2 separate regions of the Homo sapiens genome follow, and region 2 is linked to region 1. Evidence: chromatin contacts called from ENCODE Hi-C data. All regions are on one chromosome and are shown on one strand. The core of a region is the stretch at or near the end of the contact, and the rest is flanking DNA. Distances in the headings are between cores, read along the strand shown.

Region 1 (7,406 bases), core at 3,061-5,560:
GGCTAATTTTTGTATTTTTAGTAGAGACGGAGTTTCACCATGTTGACCAGGCTGGTTTCAAACTCCTGACCTCAAGTGATCCTCCCACCTCGGCCTCCCAAAGTGTTGGGATTACAGGCGTGAGCCACAGTGCATGGCCCTCAAGGGTCAGTTTTAAAGGAGTTTGTATGAATAGCTATATTTTAGAATATAGAAACACTAGTTGAGTCTTTTTCCTCTTCTTAAATTTGTTTTCAAAAATGGATACATAAAATATATTATGTATATATATATATATATTGGCATACTTATTGTAATGAATTAAAACATTAAGCCAAAGCAAAGGTCCCCCGAGCAAACGCAGCTTTATTTCCTGCCCCGGATTGCTTTTTCTACGTTTAAACATATATGTATCACACATCAAATACCTAACTTGAAGGATGTGATCAAAACACAGTTTTATTGGCTGGGCACAGTGGCTCACGCCTGTAATCCTAGCACTTTGGGAGGCCGAGGCAGGCAGACCACTTGAGCTCGGGAGTTTGAGACCAGCCTGGGCAACATGGTGAAACCCTGTCTCTACTAAAAAGACAAAAATTAGCCAGGTGTGGTGGTGTGTGTCTATAGTCTCAGCTACTTGGGAGGCTGAGGTGGGAGGATGGTTTGAACTCAGGAGGTTGAGGCTGAAGTGAGCTGAGATCACACCACTGCATTCCCGCCTGGGCAATAGAGCCAGACCATGTCTAAAAAATATATATATTAAGCTATAATATATATAAAAATATATAAGATAATAAAAGTATATATGTAGCTATATATGTCTATATATATAAATATACATGTGTATATATATAGCTTTCTTACTGTCTTCCACCACGTCTTTAAAATTTATTCAGGTGGTGTCTTAGTCCATTTATGCTACTACAACAAAATACCTTAGAATGGGTAATCTATAAACAACAGAAACCTATTGCCTCAGTTCTGGAAACTGGGAAGTCCAAGATCAAGGCACCAGCAGGATCTTGCTCTCTCAAGCCTCTTGTATAAGGGCACTAATCTCATTGGTGGGAGCAGAGCCTTCAGGACATAATCATCTCTCAAAGGCCCCACCTTTTAATAGTATCTTGCGGGGTAGGTTTCAATACATGAATCTGGGAAGACCCACTCATTCAGACCATAGCAGGCAGGGTCATCTCATTCCAGCCCTAGAGAGAAATTCTGGCAGACCCAGGCCTTTTCTGCTTCAGAAATTAAAACGTCCATTCCAACATGTGAATCCAAACTTAATTTCCAATCAGATCTTCTTCTATTCTCCAGCTGAGGCCGCTCCCTATCTTGCCTTTCTTCTCTGTATCCTCCACTCAGTTTGGTGGGCAGCTTCTGACCCCTCCTGCGCAAATGCATTGAGAGGGGAACATGAGAAGAAAGGAAGAGGAGAACCTCGGAAAGGTCTGGACAGTGCAATACCACAGGCTCTCTCTGGTCTGATAGAGACCAGGTCTGTCCTGTGGGCCACTCCAAGGGGCCTTTAGAGGCCACTCCCAACGGTGACTCCCGTGAGGTGTTGATGTGCTGCTCGCAGTCACCACTCTCTGCGCCATTGACTCTCGCCATGGGGGCTTTCTTACTCTCAGGCAGAAGGACTCAAAATGAATCCAGAATCTCTTTCTCTTTTATATGGCTCATCTCTGCTATAAGGGAATCACTCCCATCCCCTCGCTCCAGCAAAATCTGGGAACACGGTAGATCCCAACATGGCCACCTCCACTCTGCAGTCACGGGTAACCTGAGCTTATCAGGCGTGTCCAGTCCTTTGTGTTTCTCAACCACCTGGGACCATATTTCAGGCTCCTCAAAATGGCCCCACGCTTGAGGGAAGGGGGTAGAAATTGCCCTCAACCTACTCACAAGACATCTTTCTCAAAAACATAAAAATAAAAAAATCACCAATTCTCATTTTATTCTCTAATTCTTTTTCTTTTTCTCCACAAGAGTCCAAATTGCAATTTTTTTTTTTTTTTTTTTTTTGAGACAGAGTCTTGCTCTGTCACCCAGACTGGAGTGCAGTGGCACAATCTCGGCTCACTACAAGCTCCACCTCCCGGGTTCACGCCATTCTCCTGCCTCAGCCTCCCAAGTAGCTGGGACTACAGGCGCCCACCACCACACCCAGCTAATTTTTTGTATTTTTAGTAGAGACAGGGTTTCACCGTGTTAGCCAGGATGGTCTTGATCTCCTGACCTCGTGATCCGCCCGCCTCAGCCTCCCAAAGTGCTGGGATTACAGGCGTGAGCCACCGCGCCTGGCCTGCAATTTTTTTTAACATTGAATTTTACACTTGATTTCTTATTTTCAGACAGGGGTCGTGCTGTGTTGCCCAGGCTGGACTTGAACTCCTGGGCCCAAGTGGTTCTCCCCGCTTAGCTTCCCAAATAGCTGGGACTGTTGGCTATCACGCTCAGCTCTAATCCTTTTTAGGATGTGAGATTTATCCTCAATCTAACTGAGAAGTACAAGAGCCGGGGAGTTCTTTTGTAATCATTTCCCGTGTATGTTCTGTACAAGTGGATGTGGCTTTGAAATTTACAGTCTATTATAGTTTGATATTTCAATCCTGAAATGTTAACATCCTTTAACATCCTTTTACACATACACACATAACTTTGTTTTGTATGCTTTGTATGTTTTACATAATGGGATCATCTTATACCTGCCTTTTAACTTTTCTTTTTCTTTTTCTTTTTCTTTTTCTTTTAATTTTTTTGAGATAGAGTTTTGCTCTGTGGCCCAGGCTGGATTGCAGTGGCATGATCTGGGCTCACTGCAACCTCTGCCTCCTATGTGCATATAATTCTTCTGCCTCAGCCTCTCATGCAGCTGGGACTACAGGTGCATGCCACCACGCCTGGCTAATTTTTGTATTTTTAGTAGAGACAGGGTTTCACCATGTTGACCAGGCTGATCTTGAACTCCTGACCTCAAGTGATCCACCCAACTCAGCCTTCCAAAGTGCTGAGATTACAGGCGTTAGCCACCGCACACGGCTATATATATATATAATATTATTATATAAATATAATTATCTTAATATATAAATATATATTATTATCTTAATATATATAATATATATTATTATCTTAATATATATAATATATTATTATCTTAATATATATTATTATCTTAATATATAATTATATAATAATATACAATATATAATATATATTATATATATAATTGTATATATAATATAATATATAATATATATTATAATATTAATATCATAATATTATATATGATATATAAATATAATAATATATTAATATATATTAAGATAATAATATTAATATATTAATTATATAATTAATATATTATATATAATATAAGATAATTATAATATATAATTGATAATATTGATATATTAATTAATATTATATCTCAATATATAGATATATTATAATTATATTATATAATTAATGTATTAATTAATATTATTATCTTAATATATATTAATATAATATTATTATATTTATATTATATATTATATATTTATATATTAATATAATATTATTATATTTATATTATATATTATATATTTATATATTAATATATAATGTTATATATTATATAATATATAATATTATATATTAATATATAATATTATATATTATATAATATATAAAATTATTATATATTAATATATAATGTTATATATTATATAATATATAAAATATTATATATTATATCATATTATATATATAATTTCATTTAAACTTGTATCTTAGAAATTCTTATCAGTAAGCGTACGTGATTTCATTTATTTATTATTCTTTTGGATACTGGACATAATCAGGTGGCCCCAATTCTTTACACTGGCAGCAAAGATAAGCAAATTCTTCCAGCAGGCCAAATTTGACCCCGCACTTGATGAGCGTGGTGGACACAGAGGGTTTTTTAATAGCATAGGAATGTTTTTTGCTTCCCACCGGACCCACTAGCCTCTAGTGCCACCGATTAATATTACCTTCCTTGAATCAGGAGGAAACCATTTGTGACTTCTCATATGTAAGATCTTCTAAGGGCAGAAACGCAATTGTCTTTGTATTCACTTCCCCGCCCACCCACACCCCTTCCATGGAGAGCCTGCAGCCAAGCTCAAGCTTTCAAAAAGGCGTGAGCTAATTCAATCATCCTTGCCGCTTTTTTGCTCCTCCAGGCTGTAGAGGGCGACAAAAACCGCGGAGGCGCATTGGGGTGGGGGGTGTCTACTGAAGGCCGCTCCCGACGTGCGCGTCTTTACGTAGACGTCGGGGGCGCAGCCGCGCTGTGCGCGGTGACTGGCGGCTGCACTGGCGGCAGCTGGAGGTGTAATAGTGCGGGTAGTGGGTTTGGAGAAGTTCCGAGGCGGCGGTGGCGCCGGTCAGGACAAGGATAGCGGAACCGGGCCCTGGGCTTGTCGCTCACCATGCCGACAGTAGAGGAGCTTTACCGCAATTATGGCATCCTGGCCGATGCCACGGAGCAAGTGGGCCAGGTGAGTTGAGTCCCCGGGCGGCCTGCAGGGCCTGGCGCTCCGCGGCCTTTCGAAAGCGCTTCCCGCCGCACTCCCCGGGCCGAGCGGGGGCTGCGGCTTCATCCTCCCGGGGCCTCCTAGCCTCCTCAGGCCGTCTCGTCGGGGTGGGCCTCTCTGGGAGTGTAGACTCTGGTTTCACCAGGGAGACCGCGGTCCCCAGGGTTCCAGGCTTCCTTGCCTCCCTTGCCCAGCCTTTTCTCACCGTGGCGTAACCTAACTCAGCCCGTTCAGGCTCACGTTAATTCTTCTCACGGAGCTTTTCTCTACAGGATTCTCTTAAGCCTTTCTCCTTTTCGGTGGAGCTCAGTGCTTCCAAGATTAGATCGGGAGTTTTCTTCATGAGGTCAAGATGTGTTTTTTTTGGGGGGGAGGCAAAATTCTGCTACTAATTGAAGAAGAGTGTTTAGGAGACAGAAGTTTGTGAGAAACAGAAGAGGGACTCTTTGGTCCAGACTTTGATGAGAGCTCACGGTTTCATTTATTCAGTGCATTTTTTTGAGTGCCGAGCGCTGGAGATACAGATGGAAAGGTCCGCGCTCTCCCAGAATGTACAGTTAGGAGGGAGTGTAGTAAGAAAGATAGGCATTGTGAGGCCCGGCTTGGTGGCTCACGCCTGTAATCCGAGCACTTTGGGAGGCCGAGGCGGGCGGATCACGAGGTCAGGAGTTCGAGACCAGCCTGACCCACATGGTGAAACCCTGTCTCTACTAAAAATACAAAAATTAGCCGGGCGTGGTGACACGCGCTTGTAATCCTAGCTACTCAGGAGGCTGAGGTGGGAGGATTGCTTGAACCCGGGAGGCAGAGGTTGCGGTGAGCCGAGATCGCTTCACTGCACTCCAGCCTGGGAGACAAAGCAAGACCCCGTCTCAAAAAAAAAAAAAAAGGTTTTTTTTAAAAATTTATTCTTTTTAATGAAACATGTTTGAAGAAAATAAAACAGGGCTGGGCGAAGGAGAGTGTGAGTGCGCAGCTCTGAATGGAGTTGTCTGGAAGAGCTCTCTTAACGATGCTTGCCCCCGATACACAGTTTCTCAGCAGTGTTGAATTATCCATACAAGTCATTTGTTCCCTGTATGAGTTTTCAAGTACTGGAGTACATTGAACTTGATAAGTGGTTGGGTATGTGTGTTCTTGGGAAAAGAACCAGGCTCTCCTGGAGGTAACCTTGATCATTGTTTTAGAAATCCCACACCATAGCTTTTCAGCGCTTAGAACTTTGTGATTTTTCTGCTTACGCATCCCTTCTTGGAGAAAGTGGAAGATTCTAGTCTATTAACAGTCGTGGGAGTACCTTTCCCGTCCCCTTTTCTTAACATAATTCAAATAGGACTTTTCTGAGCTGAACGAAAAAAAAAAAATTTCATGTTGGAGATTTATTGTAGCTTAATCTAGAATTAAGAATATACCAGTTTGAAATAGCAAATGATTTTTTTTCCTTCATTCCCTGTCAGTAGGGAATTTCACTTTTATCAGTAAGAAATGTATACGGATGTTCTGCTGTACATGTGGATAGAGTGTGTAGGTCGGTTGTGAAGGAGGAATATTCTGTTCATTAAGAAGGTAAAAACTGCCAGGCACGGTGGCTCACGCCTGTAATCCCAATTCTTTAAGGGGCGTGGATGGGCAGATCAGTTGAGATCAGGAGTTCGAGACCAGCCTGGCCAACATGGTGAACCCCCATCTCTACTAAAAATACAAAAATTAGCCAGGCGTGGTGGCATGCGCCTGAAGTCCCAGCTATTTGGGAGGCTGAGGCAGGACAATTGCTTGAACCCGGAGGGTGGAGGTTCCTGTGAGCTGATATCGGGCCACTGCACTCCAGCCTGGGCAACAGAGCAAGACTCCATCTCAAACAAAAAATTAAAAAAAAAAAAAGATACAAACTATGTGTGGTCAATCAGTTTGAATTTGTTGTTCCTAAAAAGAACTAGTAGTGAAGATATTCTCAATCGTATAATTTATCTGTGACTTAGTTGGGTAACTTTGTAGCAAATTGTTCTACCTACGTTAGACTTTGTTGCATATCAGTAGGGGGATAGGGTGAAAGCTACAACAGTGGTTGTGTCAGGAATCCTTCTAAGAAACCTTTGAAACCGTATACATAATGCTGTCCATCCCCTACTCTAATTTTGAGAGTTGCTTGCATTTCCTTCTCATGTCATCTTTATAAAAACCAGATTGAATTGAGAGTTCTCCCCAAGGGGTCAAAATGTCTTTCACAGCAAAAATCTACTCTTTATTTAGTAAGGGTACTTTAGAGACAAGTTTGTGAAAAATGAAAAAGGATACCTTTGTCTACACTTTAATGAGGACTCCATGCTTTATTCCGTACATTTCACCTACCATGTACCACACACCCGGCTGGACACTGAAATTTAACACAATTCTCTGTAGGTTATGGGTGATCAATGCGTTCTGTATTGACAACTGTCAAGCAACTATTTAAACAGTATCTCTGCATAATGAGATGTAGTGGTTAGCTCAGGCAGCTCAAATATTGTGAATTGTAGGAAAACCGAAGATAATGCCTACTAATTCTGCTCTGTTGGGTTATACTTCTCCCCTTTTAGATAAAATGCCTAAAATCACTTACTAAAAAAGACAGTAGGTTTTAGGATATTGCTTGTAATTTTAACTAACAAAGGCAAAAGCCACCTTAGTAGAGAGGACACCATTTCACTTGTTTTTAAGGAGAGAAAACCGTGTTCATGTTCTTGATGTAGCAAAGCCTGATTTTCATGTCAACTTATGAGAGATTTATGATCAGTACTAAGTTTCCTGGCAAATACCTGTCTGGATACTTCTGAGACTGCATTCAAGTTTGTCAGTCTTGACTTCCTTCTAACTTTTACT
Region 2 (7,406 bases), core at 1,305-3,804, 2.0 Mb after region 1:
CCAGCTACTTTGGAGGGTGAGGCATGAGAATCGCTTGAACCCTGGAGGCAGAGGTCGCAGTGAGCCGAAATGGTGCCACTGCACTCCAGCCTGGGCAACAGAGCAAGACTCTGTCAAAAAAAAAAAAAAAAAAAGAGGCTATTATCCTATTTCAGACATTTTAAGGTTACTGTAGAGTCACTATCTAGGAATCTACATGGCTAAAATCTGCTTGCTCTGCTATCCCCCCAACCCCTACAGCCACGCACACATCCTCCACTGATCTCAAACTTCTCAGGCACTTCATCTCCTTCCTTCAATGATCTCACCTCCCTTTCCTAGGCAAAATGCACACTGCAAGACAGGACATACTTCACCTTCCAGCATCAAACTTTCATCCACGGCTGCTCTGGCCATGTGTGTGAATTAGAAAGAGGCACTCTTTCCTCAAGGGTCTTTACTATCATTTGCCAGGAAACAGTCAAGGCCACTCTTCAGTTTGTCCATGGGCTGATCAACATAAAAAATCCCTGGCTCCTTCTCATCAATATTTAAACAAGCTTTGGCTGGGTGTGGTGGCTCGTGCCTGTAATCCCAGCACTTTGGGAGGCCAAGGTGGGAGCAACTGAGGTCAGGAGTTTGAGACCAGCCTGGCAAACATGGTGAAACCCCATCTCTACTAAAAATACAAAAATTAGCCTAGCGTGGTGGCGCGTGCCTGCAATCAGAGCTACTCAGGAGGCTAAAGTAGGAGAATCATTTGAACCCCAGTGGCAGAGGTTGCAGTGAGCCAATATTACACCAATGCACTCCAGCCTCGGCAACAGAGTGAGACTACATCTCAAGAAAACAAAACAAAACAAAAACCCCCCAAAACAAGCTTATGTTTCTCCAATCTTAAAAAATAATAATTAAAAATCATCATTTTCCTTTCAGAATCACTCTCATTTCTTCACAGACAACTTCTTGGAAGATTTGCCTATGTTCATTTATCTCCATTTTCTCACCATCACCCTCACTTATTCCTCAACTCACCACAAGCTGACCTTCTCCAGCCATTCCAAGGAATCTGCTCCAGGTAACAACAAAGTCTGCTCAGTCATCTCACTAATTTATCAGCAAAACTGACCTAATTACTCTTCCTGAAGTGCTCTTCCCTTGCTCCCTGCAATGCCGCATTTCCCTGGTTCCTCTCCTAGGGCTGCCTGCTCATCTTCCCTTTCTTTAGTAGAAGAGCTCTTGACACTCTGTCCTGCGCCTCTTTCCCAAAGGGTATTCTCTCCACCAGGCAATTTCTTCTAAGCTCCTGCTCTAGCACCATTCATATACAAGAATCTAAGGCACAGATTTCTAGCTCAGGCCTGTCATCTAAAAAATCAAACCAGGCACATCCATTGGCCTGTTGAGTTTCTCCCCTAGAAGACCTTCAAGGCTTAATATATGTAAAACCAAACTTCCCACACATCAGCTTCTTCTCCTGTGGTTCCCTTTTAGTATGTGATGGCCCAACATTCTCCCAGCTATCAGCCCAGAAGCCTGGCAGTCACCCCAACTCTGCAAATTTCACACACCCAATCCACCACCACCACTGCCGCCACCTGCTTCCCAATGATCTCTCTCTCTCCCTCCCTCCCTCCTGTATTCTTCAGCTGTGGCCTGAGTCCAAGTAACCAAAGTCAAGAAAAGCAGGGCCATGTACTCTGTACTCACCAGCCTGGTGCTTGAAACCCTCAACTATTGTAAAGTGGTTATGTTAATGAAAAGGGGTCCCCATCCAGACCCCAAGAGAGGATTCTTAGACTTTAAGCAACGAAGAATTTGGGGCAAGTTCAAAGAGTAAAGTGAAAGCAAGTTTATTAAAAAAGTAAAGGAATAAACGATTGGCTACACCATAGGCAGAACAGCGGCATGGGCTGTTCAACTGTGTATACGTTATTTATTGATTATACACTAAACAAGGGGTAGATTAGTCAAGAGTATTCTGGGGAAAGGAGTGGCAATTCCCAGAACTGAGGGTTCCACCCTCGCCTTCAGATCATATAGAGTAACTTCCTAACATCGCCATGGCATTTGTAAATGCTCATGGTGCTGGTGGGAGAGTCTTTCAGCAAGCTAATGTATTATAATTAGCATATGATGAGCAGTGGGGACAACCAGAGTTCACTTTCATTGCCAATCTTGGTTTTGGTGGATTTTGGCCGGCTTCTTTAAGTATCCTGTTTTACCAGCAGGGTCTTTGTGACCTGTATCTTGTGCTGACCTCCCTGTCTCATCCTGTGACTTAGAATGCCTAACCTCCTGGGAATGCATCCCAGCAGGTCTCCACCTTCTTTTATGCAGCCCCTATTCAAGATGGAGTCCCTCTGGTTCAAACGCCTCTTGACAGTTCATCTTTTCAGTGTTTCCGGCTAGGAAATTTAAATGTTTGTCCATCTATTCACTGGGCTCTGAAGCACTCATTTAGTACACTGAGAAAGGAGAGGGAGGGGGGATGGGAGGAGGGGAGGAGCAGAGAAAGGAGAGGAGGCGGAGACGGTTAGTCTAGCCTCTCTGTGGGGCCTCTCTGCTGGTACCCAGATGCTGAGCGCTGAAATTCTCATCCGCCACACACAACATGGCGGCTTCCTGGACCCGCGCCCAATTTTCGCTTCCGGGATGGAAGCTACGTCATTTCCCCCTCTGTTGCCCTAGCGCCCCTTGGAAGCCAAGAATATGAGGAAGTCTTCTTCCTTCGCGCCTTCTTCTTCCTTACGCTCCAGGGCAGCCTGACAGAGCCGCTCGAAGGCTCTGCTGGCCGCGGCTAGCCGGTGAGGAGGGTGGGGGGAGGGGCCGTCCCGCGTGTGGGGGAGTCTGAAGGCGACCAACGAGAGGGAGGGCCGGAGCGGGGAGGTGGCTCGGAGGCATGTCCAGTAAATTGGGGATGAAAATCCTCCCAGGAACCCGATTATTAATGGGTTGAGGGAAGTGGCAGGTGCAGCGGTTGCGCAAAGACAATGATGCTTAGTAGCCAGGACTTCATGGCCACAAAATTTGTGTGTAGAGAGGGCCACAGCAGCCTGAAAACCATTTTCGTCCCCTTTTAGGTTTACCCATTCCACTGGACCCAGCCACCACCCACTCCTGCTGTCTGGTAAACTTTCCTCCTGTTTCTGGGGCCATGTCTGGCATGAAGAGTTTTTACTGAATAGTTTTCATTGATCGCAGGCCAGTTCTCTCTTCTCACCCCTTTATTGAAGTGACAGTGAAAATCTAAGTGAGAAAGCACTGTTACAGGGGCTGAAAAGGCTACAGGAGACCAGAGCCATTGACTTTTATTTTTAAAATGAAGATCTCTTTTACTTGAAGGAACTTAAGAATTTTGGCATTCAAATAGGGGCTGGAAGACTTGAAAGCAGTAGAAATTTCACCACAGGTGATAGGAAAGGATGATCACGAAATGAATATCTCCTGACTTGCACACCTAGTGAGCAGAGCCAGGAAGGACCTCCTTCACCTTAGCATTTGGAACAGGCTGCAAAGTTCATTCTTCCTCATAGCAGCCCCTGCATTCAGTTTGGTTTAGTTGTTTTATGTGGTTTCTAGCCTGATTTTTTTTTTCAGGGTGCAGCAGAAGTCTCAGGTAGCTGAGAAGTTCATGGAATCTTCTTATTTGCTACACCTTTCACTACTGCTTGTGATATAGTGCAGGGTTGGGATGTGCAGACATTTCTCAAGTGCACTGTGTACCTACACAGCATGCTGCAATTTGGCTACTGAAGTCAAGAGAAACTGGTTTGAACAACTACTGAGTGTAACATAGGAAGCGCATTTCATTTGATAACAGGAACACAGCTTTTGTGCTAATAAAATGCTTTGAAAATTAGTGTGTGGTCTTTAGTAATTAGCATATACATTTTAGTTATCCATTGGTTCATAACAAACGGACTAAATAGGTACCCCACTGAGTCATTTATCTAAATGAAAAGTTTGGTTAAATTGTAGTTGTAGGCATTGATCAAAGCTAATGGGAAAAAGAGATTAAGATGAAAATCATGGGATTAAATTTTTAATTAGTTTGCCCCTTGGACCGTTGCTTGGTATGACATGGAGATTGATTGGCTACTTATGCCTGCCTGGGAAGATATGGCTCTGCTACCAAACCTCTGAACGTAAGAGTGTTTTGCAAAAAAACTGAATATTTTATTCAGTAATTTTTCACTTTATTCCTGCTTAACAAGGAATTGAAAAGGAAGGCAAGGTCTTGGATCTCATAGTTCTTGGTATAGTGATAGATATAAAGTATGAGATGGGGGCTTCAGTGGGTTCATTAATAAATATCTCAAATTAACATGTCTAAGTCAAACTCTTCCTTTCCTGCCCCCAATCTCTTCCTCTCCCAGGGCTCCTTATGTCAACTAATGGTGCCATCATTAGTGCACTCAAAGCAAAAACCTGGGAACAATCTTGATTCCCTCTTTCATTCCCCACAGCTCACCCATCAACAAATTCGATCCGCTTTTATTCTAAAATATATCCTAAATCCATTCACTGTTCTTATCTCCACCACCCTAACCCAGGCATCATCATCCTTTACCTGGTTAACTGCAAGATCCTTTTCATTTAACTTCCCTGCTTCTAATCTTCTGACCCATTTTCACCATCCCAGTCCATTCACCACACAGTAGCAGCCAAAATATTTGTTTAAAATGTAAGTTAGATTCTATCACTTTTGTGTTTAGAATTATTGTCTTCCCCCACTAATTACTGTGCCCTATGTGATCTGGACTCAATCTGGTACCACTCCCTACCCCTTCACTCACTATAATCCAGACATACTATCTTTCTTTCTTCAACCTGCCAAGTTTTATCCTGCCTTAGGGTCCTTGCACTAGCTGTTCCCTTTGCTGGAACCCTCTTCACCCAGTTATTGCAGAGCTGGCCCTCTCTTGTTTAGAGCTGAATTTCAATGTGACCTCTTCAAATAAGTCCTCCCTTGACCACCCAAACTCATGTACCCCCTTGTTACTCTCTGTCACGTCATCCTGATTCAGTTTCACCACAACACTCATCATTACTGCTATTTTCTTGTATCTTCCTTTGTTTATTGACTGTCTCCTCCCATTAATATGTAAGCTCCCTGAAAATAAACATCTTGTCTATATTGTATGACTGTATCCCCAGAACTTCAAATAGTCTGTGACATATGAATGAATGAATGAATGAATGTACGAATGGATTCTGCTTCCCCAAAGCTGCTGCCATCTCATCTCAGGTACATTGAAACAGGAAGGCTGGTAAAGGCCAGGGGGTCAAATGCTACATAGAGTGGAGCCTGAAGCACAAGATGTGGGCAAAGACACAGTGGAGAGGGGCAAGAAAAGCATTTGGGATGGAGGGCAGAGGGTCTGGGAAGGAACATGGAAATGATATAGAACAACTCTACAGATATGTCCTAGACATCTTAAGACTTGTACAAGCATGCGTGTGCCCGCACATACACACATACCAGCTTGAAGAATCTTGTCTCAGCACATGCTCTGTACTTGAGTCTTAGAGAACACTTTTCTTGGTAGAGATGTTTAGGCTTCAGCATTAAGGAGTCTGATTCAGAGGTCTAGGTAGGGCCCATGTGTCTGTGACTGCATAATACTTGTAAACTGGTCTCATTCTTGGTCAGGACAATAAGGCTGCAGTAAATCATAGCAGCTGGGAGAAAGTAGTGTGGTATCCTGCAGTGGTTCTGTTCACCACCACATGGGCAGAGCATGAGCAACTTTCCTTTCCTGGGCCCTCGTTCTGCTCAGATACAAAGTGAAGGCTTACTTGGGCTCCTGTGCAACTTTAAAAGTGAAACTTAACTGAAATTGGGCAGGTGGGCTGCACTTCTTCTAAAAAGTAAGAGGCCCACTTTTTAGAAAATATTAAACCTTGGATTACACCTCAGTTTGGCAGTTACATGACACATTATTTCTAAAGAGCCATCTAATTTTATGCCATCTAATGTTTATATTGATAACTGATGAAAATACAGGAGCTTATTATGCCACTGAAACTACGATGAAGTGGCTCAAATTTATTCTCTCACTGTAGGTTGGATTTGAGGGGATAAGGATAAGAGAGAAAATACTATTGGTGCTCAGGTTAAAAAAAGAAAAAGAAAAAAATGGAGCTTAGACTTTAATCTTTTCATAAATCTTCCTCATCCCCAATTGTTCAGCCAAATTCAGAAGGATTAGCTTTCCATCTTCCATGAACCTTTTGGTTGGATCTTTTGTCAATCTTTTTCCCCTTTGAGGCTACCTCGATGTTTAACAAAAAAAAAAAAAAAAGAACTACAAACTTCATTCAGATCCAGTTCAGGGTCCTACATAGCATTTAGTTTTTATGTCTTCTCCAATCTGTGATGGTTCCTCATTATTTCCTTGTCTTTCGTGACCTTAACACTTTTTAAGAGTACTGCTCAGTTATTTTTTAGATTGTTACTCAGTTTGGATTTGTCCAGTATTTTCTCATGATTAGACTGGGGTTTTGAAGTTTCTCCATGCATCATACTGGAGTACATAATATCAATATGTCTTATTATTGGTGCTGTTAATAAGACACATTGCTGTCGATGACATCTGATCACTGATTAAGGTGGCATCTGTCTGTTTTTTCCACTGCAAAGAGGAGAATTCCATTTGTGTTAATATATATTTGGAGAGAGATGCTGTGAGGTTACCTTGGCCTTATTTGTAACCAGATTTTCCTTACATGTGTGTTGGGATGGAGAGGTGATGGGAGGTGGGATGGGGTGGACTGTGTGATCTGTTCAGTCTGTACATCCCAAGTACAGATCAGAGCTTGCTATGATTATGCTGCACAAAGAGGTGAAGAAACCTTTGCACTATAATAAATAGCTGGGGCTACATCTTGATATGCATAAACGAAAATGTGATATGGCATGTTTTTATTGTGTGTGTGTATGTGTGTGTGTGTGGAGGTGTGTGTTGTTCATTGAATCGAGTTCTTCTTATCCATGAGTTCATTATTTCTTAATAAAGGGTAACATTTTTTGAGTGTCTACAATGTTCCAAGCACTGTACTAGGCTCTGCATCTCTTATCTCAGTTCAACACTGTAAAGTGGACATCATTAGATGTTTTACAGATAAGGATACCAAGGCTCATGGAAGTAAGTTACTCAAAGGCAAGTGGCAGAACTGAAACTTGAACCCAGGCTCGTCTGACTCAGAAGTTTGTGCTACTTCCAAAGCACCAAGCTTGCTTTCCTACTGTGCGCCAGGCCCTGCAGTTAGTGCTAGGATGCAGAAGTATGAGATAGTGTTCAAGAAGCTCACACCTACCGCACAGGGACCTTGGGAAGAAGCACCGAGGGCCTGGGGAGGAACATTTATTATGGGCATCATCCTTGTTTTCTCAGTGACAATCCCTTGTCTTGAAAATCACT

What was found. A loop is a pair of places that touch in the nucleus more often than their neighbours do. Pooled maps may share reads with other maps.
Region 2: a loop to region 1 is called in a map of CD4-positive, alpha-beta T cell, with 13 times the contacts of the local background. The contact joins the promoter of LINC02696 here to the promoter of API5 in region 1. A Hi-C loop is called at or near these places in 2 of 168 maps with a recorded cell type or tissue (CD4-positive, alpha-beta T cell and CD8-positive, alpha-beta T cell) and 7 of 50 pooled maps.

The regions. Positions count from the first base shown.
Region 1 is chr11:43,307,686-43,315,091 of GRCh38, forward strand. API5 (apoptosis inhibitor 5) reads left to right here and starts at 4,311. Exons shown (of 14, transcript NM_001142930.2): 1 at 4,311-4,511. The coding sequence starts at 4,443. RefSeq lists an enhancer at 4,064-4,839.
Region 2 is chr11:45,352,817-45,360,222 of GRCh38, forward strand. LINC02696 (long intergenic non-protein coding RNA 2696) reads left to right here and starts at 2,555. Exons shown (of 2, transcript NR_120558.1): 1 at 2,555-2,786; 2 at 3,580-3,841.